Linked DNA regions of Homo sapiens: region 2 is linked to region 1. The links are chromatin loops, found by intact Hi-C in ENCODE. Cell type or tissue: dorsolateral prefrontal cortex. All regions are shown on one strand. Links, peaks and the distances in the headings refer to the core of each region. The heading gives the core; the rest is flanking DNA.

Region 1 (5,387 bases), core at 302-5,301:
GAGAGGAGTTAATCACTATAGACTGGTCTCAATTATAAATATGTACGTAAAAATCCATATTTTTATAAAGAATAAGTGAAACTTACCCACTACAATGAAATAAGGGATGTCGTAAAGTTTAAGAATGTTTTTAATATTAGGGAATCTATTAATATATTGCATCATAGCAATATTTCAAAGGAGACAAACATATGGTAATTTCAACAAATGTCAAAAAATATAGGATACGATGCAACATATTTCTTACAGATGAAAAAGAAACCTTTAGAAAACTAAGAATAGAATATTTCTATAGATGATTAAAAATAAGCATCATAAAACACCAGCCAGCATAATGCTTAATCGTGGAGCACTAGGGACAATCCCAATTAAAACTGGGAAGCTGACCAGAATTTCTGCCACTGCCATCATTATTTCACGTTCTTACCAATGAACATACTGTCCAGCACAATGTGGTATAAAATGGAAAGAGGATGCATGAATATTTTAAAAGAGGACAAAATTATCATTATTTGCAGATGACATAATTAAATACAAAGAAAAATCAAGATAATTCAACTGAAAAGCTCTTAGAATTAATGTAATTTCAGAAGTGAGGCAATAAAAAGTAAAATTATGAAAGGATTTTTTTTCTATAAGCAAATAATAATTAGGATAATTAGTAGGAAAAAAACTTTCATAGTTTCTTTCAGAATAACAACAAAAATCTAGGTCATTGCAATAACTCTAATGAAATACATGTGGAGCTTTTCTGAAGAAGTTTTAAAACTTACCTAGAGCTGTAAAAGTCAACATCAACAAAGAGATAGACTTATCATATTCTTAGATGAGATAAATACTTTGAAGATATTAATGGTCCCTGGATTAACTTTTAGGCATAGTATTATTTCAAGGGAAATCTCAATTTGGGGAGATAATTTGGTAAAATGATTCTGAAGTTCATCTCAAAGAGTAAACAGGTAGGAATAACAAAAAGTATTTTGCAAAAGAATAGTAATACTAAGGGAGAAGACTTAACTTACGAGATTTTTAAATGCTTAATGACGATTTTGCCATCAAAACAGCATATACATCAAGGTAAATTTCAAAATATATCCCATATAGGCCCACTGTCCTTTGTCTTAAATTCTTGGGGTTACATATGTTTGTGAATTTAAAATTTGAATTTCAGAAAGGTAATTTGGTTATATCCTAAATATTACTGAATACTTCATAGACCTCAGAACCCAGTGGGGTCAGGACCAGTACTACATAAACAAACATATTGATATTTCTGTAATGAAACTCAGTAGGACACATAAAAACTACAAACAGCCTCCAACTGATTCAAGTCATATTTTGTTCCCAAGTGAACGTTGGCACGAAACTCATGAAAAAGAAAAAAAAATGTGCTTTTTAGAACTTCGCTAATTTTGAAATTTTGGATTGCAGATCATGGGCCTTTATGTATGTCATAGGCTGTACTCCCTGGAAGCTGACTCTGATATGGAGATTAGGTTGTAGGACTTTGTATTAGTCAGTTCTCATGCGGCTATGAAGAAATATCCGAGACTGGGTAATTTATAAAGAAAAGAGGTTTAATTGACTCACAGTTCTGCCTGGCTGGGGAGGCCTCAGGAAACTTACAATCATGGCAGAAAGCACCTCTTTACGGGGTGGCAGGAGAGAGAATGAGTGAAGAGTGAAGTGGGGGAAAAGCCCTTTATAAAACCATCGGATAGCATGAGAACTTACTCACTATCATGAGGACAGCATGGGGGAACTGCCCCCATGATCTAATCACTTCCCGTGAGGTCCCTCCCTCAACATATAGGGATTATAATTTGGATTACAATGCAAGAGGAGATTTGAGTTGGGACACACAGCCAGACCATATCAGACATTCATTAGGGAGTGTGCTTGGGGTGAGCATGGAAGGAGAGGACAGAAGTGAAATTGAGCACAGAGATAAGTTGAGCTGTGATTCAGTCCCAAGAAAGGCTGCAGCCACACACCACATAGGGAGCTGTGGGGCTTAGAAGGTCATTTAGATTCTTTTTCAGGCAGATTTTTTTTTTTTTTTCTGCAGAGTCAATCCCCAAAGAACTGGCAGCTGAGAGCTGTCTTCTAGCTGCTGGAGAAACAAAGTCCTTCATTCCTGAAAGGGAGTTTGGGGTATAGGCCAAGACACCCATGATGTGTGTGGGGATCTAATACATGATAAGGAAAACCACACACAAATGGATTAGTCAGCAAACAGTTTGGGGAATGATCGCCAGTTAAATCTTCACCTCGTGCTACATGTAAAATAAACACAAGATGAATTATCAAGTTAATTACAAAAAATAAAACATCTCAAAATACAAATAAATATTCTCCTGTCTTCAAAGTGGAGAAGGAATTATAAACAAAAAGCATGGAAGAAATTACAAGGTAAAAGCAAAGATTTGAATACAAGTAAATTTAAGGGGTTCTTTTTTGTTTTTTGTTTTTGTTTTTGTTTTTTCAGATGGAGTCCCACTCTGTTGCCCAGGCTGGAGTACAGTGGTGAGATCTTGGCTCACTGCAACCTCTGCTTCCCGGGTTCAAGCAATTCTCCTGCTTCAGACTCCTGAGTATCTGGTATTACAGGCACACATACCATGCCTGGTTAATTTTTTTGTACTTCTAGGACAGACAGGGTTTGGCTATGTTGGTCAGGCTGGTCTTGAACTCCTGACCTCAAGTGATGTGCCTGCCTTGGCCTCCCAAAGTGCTGGGCTTACAGGCGTGAGCCACCGTGCCCAGCCTAAAACTTTTTAATGTTGAAATCATTAGCAAAATTAAAAGACAGAAAACATGTAGAAAAAATTTGCAGCATAGATAGCAAAGGATTAATATACATATGCATGTATATATATATCTCATATAAATCTCATGAAAGCTCATATAAATAAATAAGAATATTTCACTAGGAAAGAAAAATGGGCAAAGATTATAAATAGAGCATTCTATAAACATACACAGAGTTTTCAACCACACAAAATAAACTCAAGAAAATTTCAATAAAACTTTGTTATCACTTTTTTTTTGCATATATAAAGTTCCAAACATTATAAAACATGACAGGTTTTGGCCAGGTGCAGTGGCTCACTCCTGTAATGCCAGCACTTTGGGAGGCCAGGGTGGGTGGATCACTTGAACTCAGGAGTTGGAGGCCAGCCTGGGCAACATGGCAAAACTCTGTCTCTATGAAAAATACAAAAATTAGCTGGGTGTGTTGGCAAGCGCCTGTAGTCCCAGCTACTTGGGAGGCAGAGGTGGGAGTATGGCTTGAGCCCAAGAGGTAGAAGCTGCAGTGAGTCATGATTGCTCCACTGTACTCCAGCCTGGGTGACACAGTGAGACTGTCTCAAAAATAAATAAATAAATAAATAAATAAAATAAAACATGACAGTTCTTACTGTTGTGACAGCCAGTAGAAGTATAAATTGTTGCCACTTATCTAGAAAACTATTTGACAATTTATTTAAGAAACTTAAAAATCTTTGTATACCTTTATCCTGAAATTCTTTTTGTAAGGAATCTGCTGAGGAAAAACACAGCAGTTCAAAGAACTATTCACGCAAGAGGGTTTTCATTGCTACATTATATAAGATAAGCAAAGGGTTAGAAACACTCTCTCAATAACAAAGAAATGCTTAATAAATTGTTGTACACAGATGTAATTAAATTATTATGGAGACATTAACATATAACATTAAAAAAACTAAATGACAAGAACATGCTTACAAAATTGTTAGAAAATGTAAGATATGAAACTATATACAATGACATCTATCTTATCTCTATTTATCAGAAAGACAATACAAATAATATGCCAAAGCATTAATAGTGCTTATCTCTGGCTGGGTGTTACAGTATAACAAGTCTACATTTTCTTTTGTATACTTCTACTATATTTTCCAAATACAACCATGTAACAAACATGGTAGCAAAAGGTAACAAACATGTTACCTTTATAATAAAAGAGAAATCAAAGTTTATCTAGGCCAGGAGTGGTGGCTCATGCCTATAATCCCAGCATTTTGGGAGGCTGATGTGGGAGGATCACTTGAGGCCAGGAGTTCAAGGCCAGCTTGGGCAAAATAGTGAGATCCTTCTGCTACCAAAAATAAAAATAAAATATTATAAAATAAAACATGCAGAATTGTGTGATCTGTAGTCTTATACAGTAATGTTCAACCTTTTATGAACAGAACAAGCTTTGTATAATATCTTTTTTTTTTTTTTTTTTTGAGACCAAATCTCTGTCACCCAGGCTGGAGTGCAATGGCACGATCTAGGCTCACTGCAACCTTTGCCTCCTGGGTTCAAGTGATTCTCTGGCTTCAGCCTCTCAAGTAGCTGGGAATACAGGTGCCCCCCCCGCCCCCACCACACCTGGCTAATTTTTGTATTTTCAGTAGAGACGGGGTTTTACCATGTTGGCCAGGCTGGTCTCGAACTCTCCTGATCTCAAGTGATCTGCCCACCTCAGCCTCCCACAAGCTTTGTATAATATCTTGACTCAGCTCAAATTTACATTTAAACTCACCTGAGACACCCATGCCACATGTCTCCACCAACTGATAAGGGGTAATTGAGCATGAGGGGCTTGTTAGAGACCAGATTGCTAGTGGAGTGGGCAGGGAGCATAGCAGGACATGAGTCCTAGGGAAATGGTCACAAATAGCCCTGAAGCATCCTCTTACCCATTTTCATTCCAGAAAAGCTGGCCTGGCCAGGCTGCAGAATCAGAGGTGCATATGGGCACACAGTGGCTCCCCTATCTGTGAGGTCTAATTCCATCTGGTAAATGTCCAAGGGGGTTTCCTTAGTGCAGAGCCACCTGTAGGGTGAATCAAGGTGACAGCAGAGCCCAGAGGAGGGGCCATGCCCTCGTCACTGCTGGCTGAGCCACTCTTGACCCAAGGTACTGTGACCCTTCTTGGTTCTGAGTCCCTCAGTCTCCTAAAATCTCTAGCAATTATCTTTTCTTTTCTTACTGCAGCCTCCACTCCTGTCCCTGGGCATGTCCTAAACACTGGCCATTGTAGTATTAATCGCACAAACCAAGCAAGTCTAATTTACAAAACAAGCCATTGCTTAGTGGAGGAGACTCGGCCAATGTGCACATCGCAGCATCAGTCCCTATTTTTCACAAACTAACCCAGTTAACCCAGTTAACTTCTCTCTGCCCATCCTGCTAACTAGATAATGGATACTCAGTGAGTGCAGCCCTAACTAAACATTAGATTGTTAGTCAGACTGGAATGTTCCTCCGTCACATACTTGAACAGTGTTTTCAGTTTGGGGTTATCCACATGATCCATTTCTCATTATCACGGACGACAAAGACCCAACTGTGTTCATCAGCATATGAACAT
Region 2 (5,387 bases), core at 128-5,127, 67 kb before region 1:
ACGTATACATGAAGCACTTCTAAAATAGTATTTTTGAGTACAGAGTCAACTCATAGTGACCTAAGTAATCCAGCAAGGCCCTACAGAGAGCTATGTCAATGATAGACAATTAGCACAGCAATTTTTAAAATAATTAATTGTCCTTTTAAAGTAGTTGAAATTGGATTTTTAAAATTTGCCTCTTCAGACTAATTTATGTGTGCAAATTGCATTACTTCTAAAGAAAGGGCTTGTTAGCCAACATTTTGTAGGGTTGCATGCTTGAGTACTAAACCTGGTGTGTGGGTTTCCTTGATTTTTTCCACGCAAAATGTAATTTGCTGTATAAAAGGAATAAGACATTTTTTTCCTTATTCCCTAAAATATTTCTAGGCTGGGTGCAGAGGAAGAACAAATCCTGTATAATTGCTTTAAATAATTGTTTGAAAACCTGAATGGGGTTTCAGTCTGGAAATAGCTCCCATAAAGAATCAGAGAATTCCTGGACATTTATGTATATTTATATGTTTTAGACCAGCTCCATCCAATATAACTTTTGTGTTGTGGAATTGTTCTATATCTACACTGTCCAATGTGGTAACCACTAGCTTCATGTGTTTATTGAACACTTGAAATGTGCCTAGTACAACAGAAGAGATAAATTTTCAAATTTCATTTCATCTTAACTTATTTAAATTCAAATTTAAATGGCCACATGTGATTAGTGACTACTGTATTGGACAGTGTATCTTCAGACACTTGACCCAGAGCAACCTTGAGCCTGAGTGATCTGACAGCCTGGGAACGTTGCTTCCTGGCCTGGCTGTGGAGATGTTTGCCTGTCTGTGATGTAGACCTCACTCTACCCTGCTGTACCTCTCTTGCCTCTGCACACATGAAGGATCAGAAGTCCAAAAATGGCATGTGGCTTTTAAACATTTTTAGATTAGGTAACTTTGTGCAATTCCTTTAGGATTCCTTGGATTCTTAAAATTTGCTGGGCCCTGGGGTAGTGCACCTCAGTGTGAGGTGGTTTCACAGACAGAAAAGTCTTGCCAGGGATCCTAAGATCCCTCCTTGGACCTCCCTGCCCCCTACTTTTCCTGCCTTCCCAGGTCACAATCTCATTTCCTTTGGCTGTGATATTAGTTCTTTGCACTCTGGGAGATCTATTTTATTTAGGTTTCTTGACTAGACATTTTGGATGTATTTTAGGAAGGCAAATGGTCTTCTCCCCCTTGTCACATTTGGTGAAAATTAAAAGGACAGAAAATCATCAGGACTCTTAGAAAACATGAAAAGAGGTTAGATTCCATAGTAACCTTAATACTCCTTAATTTGGAGTCCTTAATACTCCAAATCACCCCAACTCCAGCTAGCAAAACTGAGACTTGGTGTTCTCCAATCCCCAGTGAGCTAGAGTTTAACCCACACAAATCTAGAAGACTCCTTTCCAGCAGATGGATCCTCAGCACATTTGCATTGAAGTCACTACACACAGAGTCAAGGTTTAAGTAATTCCAGGTGCTGGGAGAAGAAGATTAAAGACAAAGTCAGAGTTGGAAACATCCCACTCCTCACTGGCACCTCAGCACAGAGTGAATGTAATTTAATGTTGTGTTTAATTTAATTCGGTTCATGACTTTGAAATAATGTGTCTCATATTTAAAAATAAAAGTCATTACTACATAGTAATGTTACTGACTTTTATATAACTGTGTAAGAACATAAACATCAAAATGAATTTTCCTCTTCTAAATGGACAACTCAGGAGGGGAGCTGCTTATTTCAACAATAGTGCCCTTGCTAAGCCACTCTTAGATCTATCTTCTGGGTGTATAGTAAACACATCTTTTCAATACTCTTCAAAATATTAAATCAACTTCACTATTCGATGGTGGATTCTATCTGGAGGAGTGGCAGATGGTTATAAAGATTACATGGAATCACAGATAGATTTAACTTATTTTCTTTTTTTTATTTTTGAATACCCAAGATTCATTCAGAGTCACTTAGGTAAGAAAAGCTGGATGATAAAACTGGGTAGCACAACTTAGGCCAAAATCTTCATGTCATTTAATCTTCCCAGCAACCACACAACATAAGTGTAAAGGTGTTTCTGAAACACAAGGGGTTCTGTCTACGAACTGCTGCTCACCGTAAGGAAAGCCAATCACTGAGACAACAAGTATTGCCAAGGAAGAAGGCTTTAATCAGGTGCTGCAGCTGAGGAGATGGGAGATCAGTCTCAAATCCATCTCCCTGACTGACTAAACCAATGCATTTTGATGTTTATATTCTTACATGGTTATATAAATATATAAATGTTACTATGTAGCGCCTGATTGAAGCCTTCTTTAATACCTATTGTCTCAGCTTATATAGCAAGGAAGAAATGTCACCATGTGTGGGAAAACAGGAATTAGGGATGGGTAAGGAAGAGGAGTTGGTCAACAGAGAGCAAGTCCTTGGTTAGTCAACCATGACGGGTAGGAGGTCTGATGACTCATTGTCCAGATGCAGTGATCTGGTGAGTTTCAGCTCCTTAATACTGTCTGGGAACACTGATGGTTGGTTTCCTGAGAAATGAACTCAAATAAGGCAAATATAACCTCAAGTTTAAAACTGGGAGGATCAATTTCTATGTTTATTCAAAGAAACCATAAACATCAACTCTATGGGACTGATATGGTTTGGCTGTATCCCCACCCATATCTCATCTTGAATTCCCATGTGTTGTGGGAGGCACATGATGGGAGGTAATTGAATCATGGGGGCAGGTCTTTCCTGTGCTGTGCTCATGATAGTGAGTAAGCCTCACAAGGTCTGATGGCTTTATAAGGCTAAGTTTCCTAGCACAAGTTCTCTTTGCCTGCTGCAATCCATGTAAGATGTGACTTGTTCCTCCTTGCCTTCTGCCATGATTGTGAGGCCTCCACAGCCATGCGGAACTGTAAGTCCATTAAACCCTTTGTCCTGTATAATTTACCCAGTCTCATGTATGTCTTTATCAGCAGTGTGAAAATGGACTAATACAGTAAATTGGTACTGGGAGTGGGGTGCTGCTGAAAAGATATCCCAAAATGTGGAAGTGACTTTGGAATTGGATAACACACAAGGTTCGAACAGTTTGGAGGGCTCAGAAGACAGGAAAATATAGAAAAGTGTGGAACTCTCTAGAGACTTGTTGAATGTCTTTGACCAAAATGCTGATAATGATATGGACAATGAAATCCAGGCTGAGGTGGTCTTAGATGGAGATGAGCAACTTGTTGGGAACTGAAGCAGTGGTGACTCTTGTTATGTTTTAGAAAAGAGGCTGGCAGCATTTTGCCCCTGCCCTGGAGAATTGTGGAACTCTGAACTTGAGAGAGATGATTTAGGGTATCTGGTGGAAGAAATTTAAGCAGCAAAACATTCAAGAGTTTACTTGGGTGCTGTTAAAGGCACTCAGTTTTAAAAGGGACATAGAGCATAAAAGTTCAGAAAATTTGCAGCCTGACAATGTGATAGAAAAGAAAATTCCATTTTCTGGGGAGAGATTCAAACAGGCTGCAGAAGTTTGCATAAGTAACGAAGAGCCAAATGTTAATCACCAAGACAATGGGGAAAATGTCTCCAGGGCATGTCAGGGACCTTTGCAGCAGCCCCTGTCATTACAGGCACAGAGGTTTAGGAGGAAGAAATGGTTTTGTTGGCTGGGCCCAGGGTCCTTCTGCTGTGTGCAGTCTAGGGACTTGATGCCCTGCATCCCAGCTGCTCCAGCTGTGACTAAAAGGGGCCAAGGTACAGCTCAGGCTGTCGCTTCAGAGGGTGGAAACCCCAAGTCTTGGCAGCTTCCATGTGGTGTTGAGCCTGTGAGTGCACAGAAGTCAAGAATTGAGGTTTGGGAATGTCTGCTTAGATTTCAGAGGATGTATGGAAATGCCTGGATGCCCAGGCAGAAGTTTGCTGCAGGAGTGGGCCTTCATGGAGAACCTCTGCTAGGCAGCGCAGAAGGGAAATGTGGGGTCAGAGCCCCCACACAGAGTCCCTACTGGGGCACTGACTAGTGGGGCTGTAAGAAGAGGGCCACTGTCCTCCAGACCCCAGAATGGTAAATCCACTGGCAGCTTGCACTGTGGACCTGGAAAAGCCACATACACCCCCACTGTATCTAGGAAGTAACTAACCTGCTTTTAATTTTACAGGCTCATAGGTGGAAGGGACTTGCCTTGTCTCTGATGAGACTTTGGACTGTGGATTTTTAAATTAGGTGCTGAAATGGGTTAAGACTTTGGGGGACTTTGGGGAAGGTATGATTGGTTTTGAAATGTGAGGACATGAGATTTGGGAGGGGTCAGGGGTAGAATGACATGATTTGGCTGTGTCCCCACCCAGATCTCATCTTGAATTCCCATGTGTTGTGGGAGGGACATGGTGGGAGGTAATTGAATCATGGGGGCAGGTCCCCAGCCATGTGGAGCTATAAGTCCATTAAACGCTTTTTCCTTTTAAATTACCAAGTCTCATGTATGTCTTTATCAGCAGTGTGAAAGTGGACTAATACAAGGACAACTGGGTCAGTTTTAAAGGCAGAGAATCCACTCTCCCAGGTGCTAACCTAAGCAAGCTGAATGCTGATTGGGCCATGGTGCCAGCAGATGAGTCCCTGCATATGGAAATGGTTATTAAACATAGTGGTGCTGCTCTGCTTCTCCCTATAGGTGACAGGAAGGGTAAGAGGGCCTGGCACTTTTTTGCTGAGTTGGAAGCTTGGCTGCCTTGCTTTTCTCTTGTCTCTCTCTTGCACTCATACTGCTAAACCAGTTTCTGTCTTGCTACCTCAGGGCAGGCCTAGTCAAACCTGACCTGCAGACATCCTCTTCTGTTCAGTCTCTTTTCTTCATCTGGTTGGTAGAGGGTGAACAGATCCTGGGATGTGGCTTTGGACTTGGAATAGCAGAACAGGATGGGATAGTTCCCCCCTTAGGATGCCAACCTTGACTACATGATAAAACTCGCCTTATCAGATTCTTCTGGTTGAATTCAGAGGCATAGGTTGTGTTTACAGTAAAGTGTTCATTTGCTTCCCTTTGATGCTTTGTATGTGCAACTGTCTTGGGAAGTGGGGAGAAATTATCTTGTTCTGCTGTTAATAGCCCTTTAATCATGACATCGTTTCTAGTGGCATTGTCTTTGAGATTTTATAGAAGTATAAATGGATACTTAGAAAGGCTATGTGGCTTGCCTCAAGTCTTAGATTATGAACTGGGATTAGAATAGGGTCTACTGGAAGTGGTGGGCTAGAGCTGGCTGGCATCAGCTTCTGAGAACTTATTATCATCATTTCTTACAACTCCATGTGCAGTGATGTCATATTGATTTCTTGAGATGAGCCATGATTGGAGTATCTACACTGTGGAAAT

The links. Hi-C counts contacts between places; a loop is a spot of excess contacts. Peaks named below come from ENCODE experiments on the same cell type or tissue, not always from the same donor. Only the 100,000 strongest peaks of a DNase experiment are listed, where the experiment ranks them.
Region 2: it touches region 1 in a loop (2.2-fold over the local background); 1 of 110 quality-filtered maps calls a loop at or near these places.

The regions. Positions count from the first base shown.
Region 1 is chr1:221,995,082-222,000,468 of GRCh38, reverse strand. No RefSeq gene overlaps it. Among named protein-coding and RNA genes, the nearest start is that of LINC02257, 19 kb to the right of the region's middle. In dorsolateral prefrontal cortex, for the core only: no CTCF peak of the experiment used is centred there; a DNase peak (open chromatin) is centred at 3,248; H3K4me3 peaks cover 426 bases; H3K27ac peaks cover 1,860 bases.
Region 2 is chr1:222,062,230-222,067,616 of GRCh38, reverse strand. No RefSeq gene overlaps it. Among named protein-coding and RNA genes, the nearest start is that of LINC01705, 5.5 kb to the right of the region's middle. In dorsolateral prefrontal cortex, for the core only: no CTCF peak of the experiment used is centred there; no DNase peak of the experiment used is centred there.